Linked DNA regions of Homo sapiens: regions 1 and 3 are each linked to region 2. Evidence: chromatin contacts called from ENCODE Hi-C data. All regions are on one chromosome and are shown on one strand. Each heading gives the region's core, a stretch centred on a gene start or an enhancer-like site at or near the end of the contact. The rest is flanking DNA. Distances are from core to core; before and after follow the strand shown. Region 1 holds the start of STX18-AS1 (STX18 antisense RNA 1 (head to head)). Region 2 holds the start of ABLIM2 (actin binding LIM protein family member 2). Region 3 overlaps STX18 (syntaxin 18).

What was found. A loop is a pair of places that touch in the nucleus more often than their neighbours do. Pooled maps may share reads with other maps.
Region 1: a loop to region 2 is called in a map of CD4-positive, alpha-beta T cell, with 14 times the contacts of the local background. The contact joins the promoter of STX18-AS1 here to the promoter of ABLIM2 in region 2. A Hi-C loop is called at or near these places in 1 of 168 maps with a recorded cell type or tissue (CD4-positive, alpha-beta T cell) and 6 of 50 pooled maps.
Region 3: a pooled map shows a loop between it and region 2 (3-fold over the local background). The contact joins the enhancer-like site here to the promoter of ABLIM2 in region 2. A Hi-C loop is called at or near these places in 1 of 168 maps with a recorded cell type or tissue (CD4-positive, alpha-beta T cell) and 3 of 50 pooled maps.

The regions. Positions count from the first base shown.
Region 1 is chr4:4,539,904-4,544,602 of GRCh38, forward strand. It overlaps STX18-AS1 (STX18 antisense RNA 1 (head to head)), which reads left to right and starts at 2,228. Exons shown (of 6, transcript NR_037888.1): 1 at 2,228-2,572. STX18 (syntaxin 18) reads right to left here and starts at 2,145. Exons shown (of 11, transcript NM_016930.4): 1 at 1,894-2,145. The coding sequence starts at 2,061. LOC124900165 reads left to right here and starts at 2,228. Exons shown (of 6, transcript XM_047416490.1): 1 at 2,228-2,572. RefSeq lists enhancers at 2,015-2,294, 2,019-2,313.
Region 2 is chr4:8,156,675-8,161,095 of GRCh38, forward strand. ABLIM2 (actin binding LIM protein family member 2) reads right to left here and starts at 2,139. Exons shown (of 21, transcript NM_001130083.2): 1 at 2,006-2,139. The coding sequence starts at 2,015. RefSeq lists silencers at 1,856-2,345, 2,686-2,745.
Region 3 is chr4:4,522,982-4,527,656 of GRCh38, forward strand. The region is part of intron 1 of STX18 (syntaxin 18); the gene reads right to left. It overlaps LOC107986254 (a long non-coding RNA gene), which reads right to left. Exons shown (of 2, transcript XR_001741564.2): 2 at 3,487-4,675. Among named protein-coding and RNA genes, the nearest start is that of STX18, 17 kb to the right of the region's middle. Within about 2 kb of position 1,555, at least 4 of the 41 ENCODE cell types and tissues checked have a DNase peak (open chromatin) inside an H3K27ac peak, as active enhancers do.

The DNA.
Region 1 (4,699 bases), core at 978-3,477, 3.6 Mb before region 2:
CCCCCTTTCCCTGAGCAGGACTCAAAATTAGCACAGTGTTAATAAATCAGTGGTTTCAGAGTTAGAAGGGACCCTTAAAAAGCCAATACTGTGATATTCATACCACAGTTCTACAAAAGGAATCTCAAGAAGTGCTTGGGCCAAACTGGGAGGGAGAGTGTCCTGTTTCTCTTCCTCTTATTTCAACCTAGGAAGCTCCCACTTTAATTTGTTACATATAGAGGACCAAGGTAGTTTTTTAAAAGGAGGAGGAGAAAAAAAGGACCATTTACAGGTAAATAAACTGAGGTCTTAAAACTTGCTTAATGAAATCATATAGCTAATAGTTGCAGGGTTCAGACAACAACCTCGTCTCTTGGCTCCTTCTCTGGTGCTTTCTCTACCAGATAACATCTGACCATCTACAGGGCAAAATTCAAACTCTGCAATGATACACAAAGCCCTTTAAGATCTCCGCGTCCAATTTTTATGAGAGTCCCACATTCCAGTCTCACTCAAATGTTTATTGAACCAACTTATGTCAGACTGTTACCTACCTCCACAGCTTAGCGCATACTATTCTCTTAGCCTGAGATGTCCTTCTGCACTGGAACCAACTAATCCTCTTTCAAGATTTGTTTTAGGCATCATCGCCTCTATAAAGCCTTTTCTGGTCCTCAGGTAGAACTGACCACATTCTTTTTGTGCCCTACACAACACCTGCAAGGCTTTATGGCACTTGTTTTATGTCTATGTCCGTCTACTCCACCACTGCTTTTACATCATATTACTCTAACACGAGGCTGGTCAGAAGGTAGGTGCTTCATAGACGGTCATCAATAGGGCGAGTGTATTCATCTGGTCCAATCCCCTTTCTAATGTTTAAGTATCCTCTGCTAACTGTCATTAATGCATGCATGACTACATTCATTCAAAAATATCTGAGTGTCTATACAGTGCCAAGTGTATGCCAAGCAGAGAAGGATTTACTGTGAAATTAATGAGGCTTAAGCTTTAGGGTCCCTCTCTTCAATCTTCCAAAGCTCTGAATCTTTCTTGGTGATTTTTATTTCTTGAAGAGGGCAGACAGAACTATATAAGCTGTAGGCCCCACAAAACCTAGATACCTCCTTGGTGTCACGAACACAAAAGGGAACAAGACAAACAGCTCTCCCCTTATGGAGTTTTCTGTTTAATGGGAAAGACAGCCATTTGTTCATTCACTCATTCAACAAACATTTACTAAGCAATGCTATGAGTCATGCATTCTGAGATGAAAACAACACTGTCCCTGCCCTTAAGGAAAAGGTTCCTGTTCCCAGGGAGATGAAGGGACACCTGCTCTGATCAGGGAACAGAAAGTAGTTGAGGTGACTGTAACACTGTGTTTGCGAAAGATTACCCTAAACCCGTCTCAAGAGGAACTGAGTCCTACTTATTGCAGAGACAAAGGGAAGAAAGAGTTCGGCTGAATACAGTTTTTAATCTCAACTAGGGGTGGGAGGCAGACAAGTAAATAGAACAGGCAAATATGGTGTGGTCAGTGCTGCAACAGGAAGCGAAGGACTGTCAGGAGGTTTCCCCTGAGTGCAAGTCTGTAGTGACGGCGAACTCATGACCTCACAAAGCCGCCCATGCACTTTCCAGATAGAGATTTCTGAGGATCTCCTTTCTTGTCCCCCAATCCCTGTCGCCGCAGGAGAAATCTGTTCCCCAATATGCGTCCCCCTTCCTCAAAATAAGGCTGTTCCTTCCCCCAAAAAGCTGTAGGGTCTCTGAGGCCAACTCTTCTGTCCCCCTTAGAGCCACCCCCTTCACACAATGCTTACGGGACGGGGTCTGGTTTGGGGCCCGGGGTCCCTGTCGCAGGACTGCCCCCTCCTCAACCCGCCGTTTCCATAGCAACCAGCTCACCACTTCGCGGGCCCGGCTGGAGAAGTCGCCCTTGGGCCGGGGGCTCCGGCGGAACAGCTCGTCCCGGCTGCCATCGACCCCGCCGCCCACCGCCACTCCCAGCGCCTTGTTCCGCGTCTTCACGGTCTTGACGCTGGCCCGGAATAGCAGCGTGATGTCCACCGCCATAGCGACCCGCACCCTCAGCCCCACACTAGGCCCGCCCACGTAAGCAGCCGGCGACCGCGGCGCGAACCCGGCCGCTGAAGGACTGGTCCTGCCCCACACGCCTCCCCCCGGCAACGGCGACGCGAGAAGAAAGGTTCCGGCCTGCGCCCTGCTACCGCGGCGGGAGGAAAAAGGTTCCGGCCTCAGCCGGCGCACCTGGCGGAGGAGGAACCTCGCGACGCGCTCTCGGGCATCGGTTTCTCCCAGCAAAGCTTGGAGGGTTTAGCTGCGCGGAGAGCTCAGCGAGCTCTTCTGTGTCTGTTTGGGGCGTGTGGGCTCCGGGAGCGTGAGGACCGGGAAGCTAGGAGGCTCCTTCCCTTCTGGCGGCTCCCTCACTGAGACCGGGCGGTTTGGTTGCGGGGGAAGTGGAGACGAGCCACCCTTGACCTTTGACTGCAAGAACTCACCTTGAGCAGGATAGAGGCACGTGGACGGTGACCCTCGGGATGCAATAAATGCTGAGACAGATCAGGTGTGCAAGGCACAGAGCTAGAGGCCAGAGGCCTTTCTTCTCCAACCTTCAGTCACCTCTTTTTAAAGTGAAGCCAGCATCCTCCTCGGGGTTTACTGTGAAAATTAAGTGAGCTGACGCGTGCTGTGTTTTGATGTTGCTTGGCTCCTAGTAAGTGGCCAATAAATGGTAGTAATCGTTAATAATGTTATTATTATAATCACTGTTATTTGTGGTAAAGGAAGAGGCTTTAGAGAAAAGGCGTCACCTGTGCAGAGATTTGAAGGATGAATAGGAAGTTTAGATGGAGACAAAGGTGAAAGAGTGGCCCTAATGCCGCTGGATTCTCTTCATCCTTCATGCATAGTTTTTAATTGTACCGTCTTGAGCCATAGCTATTAAAATTGACAACTCAATCAATGAGTTTCTTCTGCATTTTAGGTTCATGTTCTGTTTTGTGTTGTTTTTTGAGACGGGGGTCTACTATGTTGCCCAGGCTGGATTGCAGTGGCTAGTCAGAGGCGCCATCCTAGCTCACTACAGCTGGAACGCCAGGGCTCAAACGATCCTCCCGGACTCAGCCTCCTGAGTAGCTGGGACTATAGGCACGTGCAACCGTGCCTGGCCTATGGTTCAGTTTTAATTCAAAATCTCATTGATTTCTTCAAGATTTCTTTTTTCATAAAGAGGAAGCACAAGTAGAATATGTATTAAAACAGCAGTTTTAATGGTCATCAAGATAAAATTTTCACAATACTAAGATGTTATTTGCCTTTTCGCTCTGATTTTCTTATGAGTTGCATACAGTTGAGTTTGCTGGAGACTGTGATATTGCAACGGAGTAAATGCAGAACAGCTGTTTTCTATTAAGCCAGACTCCAAAAAAAGACTTTCAAAAACATCAAGTTTTTGTTTTGATTTCTCATATAGTAAATGTCGATAATGTCAATATAAACCAAAATTGTTTAGAGCCCTTAATAATTTTTAAGTGTGCAAAAGAGTTGAGACCAAAAGTTTGAGAACCACTGTGTTAAAAAAATAAAGTTTATCAGAAATAGATGTCAAGAAAGTATATATTTACCAGAAAGGAGGAAGGAAAAGATTTTTTTTTTCTTTGAGGCGGAGTCTTGCTCTGTCGCCCAGGCTGGAGCAAGCTCCGCCTCCCGGGTTCACGCCATTCTCCTGCCTCAGTCTCCCGAGTAGCTGGGACTACAGGCGCCCACCGCCACGCCTGGCTAATTCTTTTGTATTTTTAGTAGAGATGGGGTTTCACCGTGTTAGCCAGGATGGTCTCGATCTCCTGACCTCGTGATCCGCCTGCCTCAGCCTCCCAAAATGCTGGGATTACAGGCGTGAGCCACCGCGCCCGGCCAGGAAAAGATTATTTAAACCCAAACTGTAGCCACTTCTTGCAGTTTAAGGAAAATAAATTTCCATACAGCTTTCTTCCACCTACTGAGGAAAAGAGAAAGAAATTACAAAATCTCTGCCAATGATTCTATCTTGCATAAATGGCCCTTTGTTTAATCCAGACATTAATCAGTTTTTGGCCATGCAAAGTTAAGCCTGGGGTAGAGTAGAAGGAAAGAGAGATTGCCCTGCATAATAAAGTGAGGGGGATTGAATTGGGGGGAAGAAAAGAGAAGCCAGAACCCAGGGAGGGGGCCGGGAAAGTACAAAGTAGGTAACTGGGAAGGATCTTTGAGTGGGAGGGAGGCTGAACTACACCAAGCCTTCAGTGAGTGGTGCCTTGTGTAAACCGTGTGTTTGGTGCAGTTGGATATTTTGGGTAGAAGGGTAGGGACAAAGATCTAAGTTTTCTGTCTGGATTTGCAAGAGCAGAGAAGATTGTGGTGGATATAAGACCCAAGTGAGCTCAAAACATCAGGCTGTAAATCCACAAGTGACCACAAGTACATAAAATTCCTAAATAAGTCACAAAGATCTTGAGGAGGCTGCTGAACTTTCCACAGACCATGGGATATGGGGTTGTGCTTTTTACATTTTGTGTTTACTCTTTAATTTAAAAGAGCAAAGTGACTTCAGTTGACAGTTGACTAATATTAAGCCCCATAAAGCTGAGAGGGGATGTGGGTTAAAAGGATGTGCAGAAATGTTGTGAGAGTATACTACTGCAACTCCAGGGCT
Region 2 (4,421 bases), core at 889-3,388:
CCACTCCTACCAGTGCTGAGCTCTGGAATAATGCCAGCGGGTGTGGGGAGGGCCACAGGGGACCTGCCCTTGTTGCCCTTGTTGATGATGGAAGCTCCTGTCCTGCCAGACATACACAGTGGCCGGACGTTAGAGCCCACATGCCAGGAACAAGGGACCATGCTGTCTGCTCTCCCCCACTGTGTGGGTGGAATGCCTGCTGTGCGCATCATCGGCTGGGGACAGGGCTGGGCAGGGGCGACAGGTGGCCCGGAGAGCACACATTGCCAGTTCCAAAGGGCTGGATTGATTCAGAGGGTCTGAGCTGAGCTGGCCACCCAGCAATGACCATCCCAAACTACCGAGGGCCTCCCAGGTGTGGGGCTCTTCATGTTGTACCTTGTCCCCTCCAGGCAACCAATGCTACTGCTCTTACAGGTCAGGAAGCCAAGCTCTGGAAGGTGCCACCTATGCCTAAGACCACCAGGCAGTCACCATGGTTCAAACCCCAGTCTCTGCCCCCAACTGCCCCAGTGCCCCCACACCCCTTCTCGTCAGATGCAGAGGAGAGATGCCAGCACTGCTTCTGAGGCTCTCCCTGATGACAGGGGGGACCACAGGTATCAATTATGGCCACAAGAAGCATAAAATTACTCTGTGTGCACCCAGCCATTATCCCCACCTGCCATTAGATAAATGTGTCTGGAGGTTCTGCCAAGTCTCAGGGTGCCCTGCTCCCCAGCCACTCCCAGATAACTAGGTTGGCCATTTCAGAAATCCTCTTCCAAAGGGTTCTGCCTCTGACCTCCCCAACCGCCTGCCATTGCTCTCAGCTACTCCCAAAGGCTCCCGGCAACGCCGTCCCTCCTTCCTTGGATTGGAGGGGGAGGGAGACAATCTCCCCAGGGAGGGGAGTCCCTGGCCCTTAGCCCCCGCCCCCTTCTAGGCCTACAGCCCACAGGAAGCTCTTACTAAATTCACATTCTCTCCCCAGTCCGATCTCCCTCAGGGGAAGCGGCTGTCCCCATTGGTTTCTGCACCATGGCCAAGGGCCATACTGCAGTCCCTGGCGCGACAGGCTTAGAGGAAAGAGCACAAGAGTCAGTGAGCCCGGGGTTCGAATCCCCGCCCCCCCTTCCTGAGCCAAGCAAGTGACTCAAGCCTGGTGCGCCTCGGGTCACACCCTGAAAAATGGGGTGACAGCCCTTCCCTGCCGGGAATGCAACGACAAGCCCTCAGCCCGGTGCGGGCCCCAGGAGGCTCTCAGATCCGGGCATCCTCAGGCCGCCTCCAGGGCTCACCGCCAAGGGCTCCAGTTCTAGGTCTCAGTTTCCCCAACAGCACAAGGCGCGGCTGGGCTCCAGCGCTGTGGGATTTTTCCAGCCCCGCACAGAGGCTGTCAGATCCCGGAGGGTGGGTGCGGCGGGAAAGGCAGGGGTGCGACGCGCAGGGGCGAGGGGCTGGAGACGCGCAGAGATCGGGTCGGGGCCGGGTCTGACACATGCGGGCTCCGGGTCCCCAGATCTGCTGCGGAGAGTCCTGGGCGCCGAGGGTCGGCCTGACGCCCCCAACCCAGGCGCTGCCAGAGCGGCGCAAGGGCGGCGCCCCCAGCTGCAAAGCCCCGCCTATCATCTCACCTCTGCGTGCCTAGGTCTGCTGGGGCCCCGGCCCTTCGCCCGGACCCCAGGCCCCCGCGCGGACCCTGACCGCTTTCTGCAGCCTGGAACAACCCGGACCCCCGTGAGAAGCAAAGAAGGGGCGCCTTCCAGACATCCTGGCGCAGCCACGCCGGCCGGCGCGCTGGGAAAGGATCCCCGGCCCGCGCCACTGAGCTACGCGCTCCGGGCGCAGGGCAGAGGGCTGCGCTCTGGCCCCTCGGGGCTGCAAAATCCTGGAGCAAAAGTTGGGTGGAGCCGCTGGGTGATTTTCCCCGGCGTTGCAGGTGCAGCCTCCGAATGCCACCCAGCCCTTGCGGCGCCGCGAGCCAGCGCGGGGACCCGTTGGTCCCTCGGTCCCCAGCACCCACCTGCACTCATCTCAGCAGCCGCTCGGAGTCGGGGCGGCCCGGCGCTGCGACAGCCAGACCCTCGGGCCCGCAGGTGCCGCGCCCGCGCTATCCTCCGCCCGCCCGCCGGCTCCGCGCCCGCTCCTTGCGCACACGCCAGGCAGCGCCGCCGCAGCCCCACGGCGCGCAGGCCACGCCCGTGCCACGCCCACTCTCACGCCCCTCCTGGCGGCCCCGCCCCGCGCCCCCGCTGCCGCCCGGGAGCACCCTGGGAAGTGTAGGCACCTCGACGCCACCGCTCCGCCTGGCTCCCCAGCTGCGGGGCGATCGGACTACAAGTCCCAGCACGCTTCGCGGCCAGCGCAGGCGCAGACGGGCGACGGCGGCTGAGGCCTTTCGCAATCGTTCTTAGATCTCTGCAGAGCTGTCGCCACGGCCTGAGGGGCGACGTGGGGACTGCCGCTCACGGAATCCGGGAGTCGCTAGGAGAGCGGCGCAGGGAAAAGCGAGCTTGGTGCAGCTCTTCTTGAGTAGTCGAGCTACAAGGCGCCTGAAGACCTTCTGGGCCAACTCTTCTTTACCAGTTTACAGAGAGGGAAACTGAGGCGGGGGCGGTGCTCGGGCAGGATTAGCCCGCATCCGTCGGCGAGGCTTGCACTGGTGGGGATTCGTGCGCAGGTTTCCTGCCTCCGGGCTTGGGCTGTCCGCGCCTCGCCACCCACCCCAGGCTCCCGTCGCTCCTCGCCGGCTGGCGCCCAGCTGGGGGGTGCACCGGGAGAGGTGGCGCGGCTCACTTCGGCGCAGTCCCCGGCCCCAGCCTCCACGGTGACCGGCTACCCTGTGACATCAGGCGCCCAGCACAGGGCCTGGACGCGGGTGCAGGAGAGGGAGTCAGGGAACGGGGAGGAGCAGGGGTCCCCACTGTGTGCCTGGTGCGACAAAAGGCGAGCTGCAGAGAGGTCGGGAGGAGCCGGCAAACACAAGGATGCCCACCAGGCGCGGAGGGCCTGGGCTGGAGGAGCATTTAGGATGCAGAATCGCGGGAACCTGGCATGGAGAGAGAGGCCAAGGACTTTTGGCTTGGGCCAGGGCTGTTTGGAGATGCTTTCAACAAGTGGAAGAAGATTGGGCACAGAAAATGTAGACTGAATGGAACACTGAGGCAGGAGCAGGTACTCCTCCCCCTCCCTCAGCAGCAGCCATCTCCCCCAAGAGGGGCCAGGATGGGAGGCCAGGAGTACAGTGGCTCAGTGGGGGAGCTGAAGTCCTGGGGAACCAGCCAAGCCCCACACACCCTAGAAATCCAGGAGGCCCAGCTAGGTGATTCTGCCCGCAGCCGCAGGGTTCCCATGCCAGTCCACTGGGATCTTGTGCCATGTAATTGAGGGGGCGCCAGATCTAAGGATCAGTGAACTAATGTGTGCCATGACCCAGTGTGAGTTGAGATCAATAAATGTCTTTGCTTTGCTATTATTATTCTCTGTGGCTAACATAGGGCCTGGCACAGAGCAGGCAGTCTGCAAATATCTGTTGAATAAACGGAGAGAAGGATAGAGGGGAGGGGAGAGTGCTGGCACCTGGCACTCCTGGATCATAGCCTGAGAGGTAGGCCAGGCACCCACCTGCCGTAGGTACACCCTGCTGCCACTTGCCCTCTAAGGAGCTCTCGGTCAGGCTCCCCCGCAGCCTCTGTTTCCTCCCTCTGTTTCCAAAGGCTCCTGAGAACCTCCCAGGGGTGCCATGATTTCCCCCACACAGCCTGGTGAGGACGGCAGGGAGCCCTCACACCTCTCTGCCAAGACCCTGTGAGCCAGAGGGTGGATGTGGGTGCCCCATTCCAGACTGGTTCCAGAGCCCAGGACAAGGGGCTGGGGAGCCTTAACAGTTCTCAACCTGGAAGGGCCTCGGGGCCATGTGGTTCCAACATCTTCTTTCACAAGGGCAGAAACCAAGGCCCAAAGACATACTGCCTCAAGTCACCCAGCAAGTTAGTGACAGGGTGGGGCTTGAGCCAGGTCTTTTCTTTCCTTCCTGCTCCGTGTCTGCTGAACTGGGACTTCAGCGAATCTGCTGGTTGAATTGAATCGATTGAAACAGACTTGGTTCTCTGTCCATGGTACTACAGGCCAGGTGTGACCTCAGGCAACTTGCTTGCCCTCTGTGTGCCTCAGTTTCTATATCCTTCAACTCACAGTGCATACATACCCCTTAGGATTCTCAAACACCTTCAGTGTGCTGGGCTTTCTAGTCCTAGTGAAGAAGATAGACAAGAAATCATTTCACATGCCACAAGATTCATTCTAGAAAAATGCTGCCCCTCTTATTTTTTAGCAGGCCTGGTGGGGTGTCAGGGGGTCTTCAAGGGGCTCATGGACACAGGGAGGCCCCAAATATGTCAAACCAAGGTCCTTTAAAGGTTTATTAAAAGGGGACCGGG
Region 3 (4,675 bases), core at 305-2,804, 3.6 Mb before region 2:
CTATAGCACTTCTTATGTGCTAAGCACTTTCAAGGTGCTTTACTCAAATTAATTCTCCAAAATTAGGTACTACTTTATTCCCATTACATAGATGAGGAAATGAGGTTAAATATTTTATCCACAGATCAGTTGCAGGAGGTGGTAGAGCCCAGAGTCCATGCTCTTAACCATCATGGCACAAATCATTCCAGGTGACATTACCTCTAATCCAAGTAAAAACAAGCTTATTACTTGGAGGGATCCACAGGCCTACGTTCTCCATAGCTGCCTCCTCAGACTTCTTATTCTCTGCTGGCTTCTCAAATGTAGTCTTTTCCCAGGGACTACTCTGAGGCCCTCTTTTCTTCTGACTTGAAATTCCCCTTGGGTGATCCCACTCTTTCCTCAAGGCTTCAATCTCCATTTACATTCTGATGTCTTTTCCAGTCTAAATTCCTGGCTTAGAAATCTTTCCTCCAGTACATTTCTATATTTACAACTGCCTGGGAAACGTGTCCCTTGGGTGTTCAGCAGGCACCTCAAGTAACTACAAACCTGAACTCATCTTAACTACCTACCTATCACAATGAAAACCTCAAAGTCATCTATAACCACTGATTCACATCTCCTACATTGAACAAGTCCCAGCTCTTCTCAAATATATCGAGTCTACTCCCTAGCTCTATAGTAACGAGCTGAGTTCAGGTCCTTGCTGTATCTTGACTAGACTTGATTACTGCAACAGCTCAACTGGTCCTCCTCCTTGCTGCCAGTCCTTCTCACCTCTGCCGAATCCACCAACTGCCAGCAGAATGATCTTTCTCAAATACATACCTAACCACATTAGTCCCCTACTGAAAACTTTTTCTAGTGCACCATGGCCTTCGAGATAATGCCATTCCTCTCCCATTCTAGGGGAATCTCTTTTTACCCTTCAAGGCTTAACTCAAAACTCACCTCTCCTGTTATGCCCTCTCCCTTTAACCCCTCCCACTGAGTTCTTCACTTCCACCTGTGTCCACAGACACTTTGATAGCAGCACTTATTAGAACATGCTTTAGTTATGTGCCTCTAAGTCTATTTTTTTCCCTAGATTATGTGTTTCTCAAAGTCAGACATTGTCTCACTCACGTTTGTACACCTAATACCTAACCTAGTTGTATGCCTGGCATATAGTTGGTGCTTAACAGTAAGTGACTATGAGTAAGTGAATAAATAATTCATTCTCAGAGATACCTTCAGTTCAAAGTGGTATTTATAATGCCTAAAGCAGAGTGAATGGGCACAATTTTGAATGCAATGTACATCTCTTGTTGGCCACCCCCATGCATTGCTCCCCTCCTTCTGGGAACAGCTCCCCAAATTTCCTTTGGAAACAATTCGTCCCTGATTCTCAGCCAAATGTATTGGGTGGAAGTAACATACTGCATCAGATGCAGAGCTGGGTCCTAAATGGACCAAGCTAGGCAGTATATCCTTTTAGTGGCAACAGGAGTGGATTGAGGATAAGAATATCACTCAATTTGAGCCAGTAAGAGAAAGTGAAACCCAGTCAAGCAAAGAGCCTCTCTCTTCCTCCAGAGGGGGCATTATGAGAAAGTGAGGCCTGCAAGTGCTGCAGCTCAGTGGCTGCCACAAAGCAAGGGCGTTAGAGGCGCCTTAAAGGCGCCAACACTGTGTGTGCAAGGCAGAACAGAGGGAGTAAGAAAAACCAGGCCTGTGGTGACACTGTTTGGTTCACCGAGTCCAGCCATGCCAGAGGTTAAGTCATACCACTAGACTTTTCAGTGATATAAATCAATAAATTCCTTTGATCACTTAAGCTAATTTGTGTTGGATTCTCTGTAACTTATAACCTTAGTAAGACTTCTGATAAAGCAAGTTAGTGTTTATGGGAAGAAAATCAAGCCACACATTTGAAGAAATGTACAGAAAAAGGAGACAAACAGGGAGAGGGTGAGAGTGGACCGCAAATTAAATTTGATAGGATACGAAGAAAAGAAAAGAAAAGAAAAGAAGCTAACAAGGTACAACACAAAATAGAAGAATGAGATTCCAGATGTGGAAGGAAAGCTTTCCATTCCAGACAGCATCAGTCAGGCCCACATAGGGGTATCCTGTGGTACATTTATGAAAAGAATAAAGTTTTATAAAGAGCTAGAAAAAGAAATTTTAAAAGTAACCAATGTTTCTTTTTGAAAAGGCCTTTATGAGAAAAAAGAAAAGACTTTGGGATAATTTAATCTGGAGAAAGCAAATCCTAGAGGCAATTTAACTTGTTGAAGGGTTATTTATAAGGAGGTGACTAAACAGCTGTTCTCCAATTTCACAGGGAAAAGAATGAGAGGAAATTGATTTAAATTTCAGTATGAAGCTCAAGGCAGGCAAAGGAGAAGTGCTTGAGGGAGAACTGTTAATGATGAAAAAAACTAAATGGAAAACTGGATTTTTATGGCTTTTAAAAGATGGAAAATTACCTGTGTTGATTCATTTAGTTTGGGGGTAAAACTACTAAACAAATATTTGAGGTGTGCCTTCTGTTCATTTATTCAAATGCCATGTATGAATCCCTACTATGGGCCAGATGCTCTGCAAGGCACTAGGAATACAAAGACCAAGAAGATATGGTGTCTGTTCTGTCTAAAGGCTGTATTACTGGGTACAAGAGCCACTGTGCTAAATACAAAGAAGCATGAAAATAGAGTCCTGCTCTCTCCTTTTCCATCCCCTGTGCCCAATATAAGCCCACAAATAAACAATATCATTTGAGAGATAACACAATCGCAGCTGAAAGGTTAAGTGACAATGTTATTACTAGATAAAAACACAAAATAATAAGGCAAGGGATGTCACAAGCCATACATATTTCCATAGTAAGAATACAGGCAGCAAATGCTTTCAATTCAAGAGGAGACTAGTATAGGCTAGAATGTGCCTTTCAAGATCAATGGAATTTGAGAAAGTGAAGGAGAGCAAGCAGTCCAGGCAAGAGAAATAGCAGGAGCCAAGGAAGGAGGCAAGAAGCTGAGGGGACTGCTAACAGAGCAGCATGGTGAAAACTGGTGGGATGATGGGGGAAGTGTGGGGTTTAACACTGGAGGTGGGTAGGCTAGCTTTATAAAGACCAAATATCTGAGAATCTTTGCGTGGAGAATGAGCGGTACTGAGCGCTTCTGAGCCAAAGTAATGATGAAAGCAACATCTTCCGTGCAGTGGCTTAGCTTGGAGAGGGACTGAGGGCTCACCGTTACTGTGTCAGCTCAGGCACAAGATGGTAGGAGTCTGAACTCCTATGGTAGCAGCAGAATGGATGAGACGGAGAGAAAGTGCAGGTGCTTATTCACTTAATTGATTTCCAAATACTATGTACTGAACTGTGCTCTGTGCTGTGAGGGGAGTGGAACACAGTGTCTATCTTCTTGGGCTTGGTAATTAACTGGATAGAGGACAGGAAAAGGGAGAATGACAGATGTAACTGCAAAAATGGCAGTCAGGGTGGAGGAGCTCTCTGGTGAGTTCGAATTCCTAAATTTTTATTTACACAAGCTGGAACAACAACAAAACGTCAAAATGTAAACAGGAAAACCAATCCTCCCAATATACGACTTCATGTGCACCATGGAAGATGCTGATTTTATCGCAGTTGAGTCAACGGGAAAGTATAGAAGCAAATATGCTTGTACTGGTTGAACTGTACCAAGTAATGAATATTTGAAAAGACTTCTGAAGCCAGGCATGGTGGTGTACATGCATAATCCCAGCTACTCAGAAGGCTGAGGCAGGAGGACGCTTGAGCCCAAGAGTTTGAGGTCAGCCTGGGCAACATAGTGAGACTCTATCTCCAAAAAAAAAATTGAAAAAATAAAAAAAGGCTTCAAAGATAACAAGTAAGGTATTTTTTTAGGACTGAAATGTTTCCAGATTTCATCTTTTGACATAAGTGAGATATATTCACAGATTTTCAATCATTTACCCACAGATAGGTATTTAGAAGCTTTCAGGAAATTCATCACCTCTCCTTGATAGCTCTTCTTTTTCTTCCTTCTCTTAATTTAATTTTGATTTAACTTCCTCTTGTCATTGCTTGCTTACAAATCACTGCCTCTGTGTCTGGAGCCAATTGGGGCTGTAAAGTACCCCACGACGCCTTCATCTGGGGACCTATTTATATATATTTTCTTATTTCAAGAGGTAGAGCTAGCCTGTAACTCCAAAAGTTTCCAATCAACCATCACATTCTATTCTTTGGAAAAATATGCTTCTCTCCACAGTTAAGATGACATCAAACTACATATTTTGCAAGAATATTTCCTTTCTACCTGTATAAAGATGAATTGTGCTTTGGGAATTCACTCACAAAAAAAGGGTTGAGTGTGGGTAATAAATGCTTAATAGCAATAACATTTTTTAAAACTTTCTACCAGTTAAAATTAAATGTAATTTCCTTATTACTTTAATGGAAACTTTTGGAGTTGAAGTATTTAACTAGTCTCTTTTACATCAAGTGTTCATTATATAATTCCCTTTTAATATTAGGTATGTAAACTGTCCATTGACAGAATAAAAACACACATTTCCACTGAAACAAAAACTGGAGAAGGACAAGGCAGCTTGATTCAGGATCTGATAATGGGTTACAGATTCCATTTCAGTTCAGATTTGCAGTCAACATGCCACAGAGTCATTTACCAGGTCA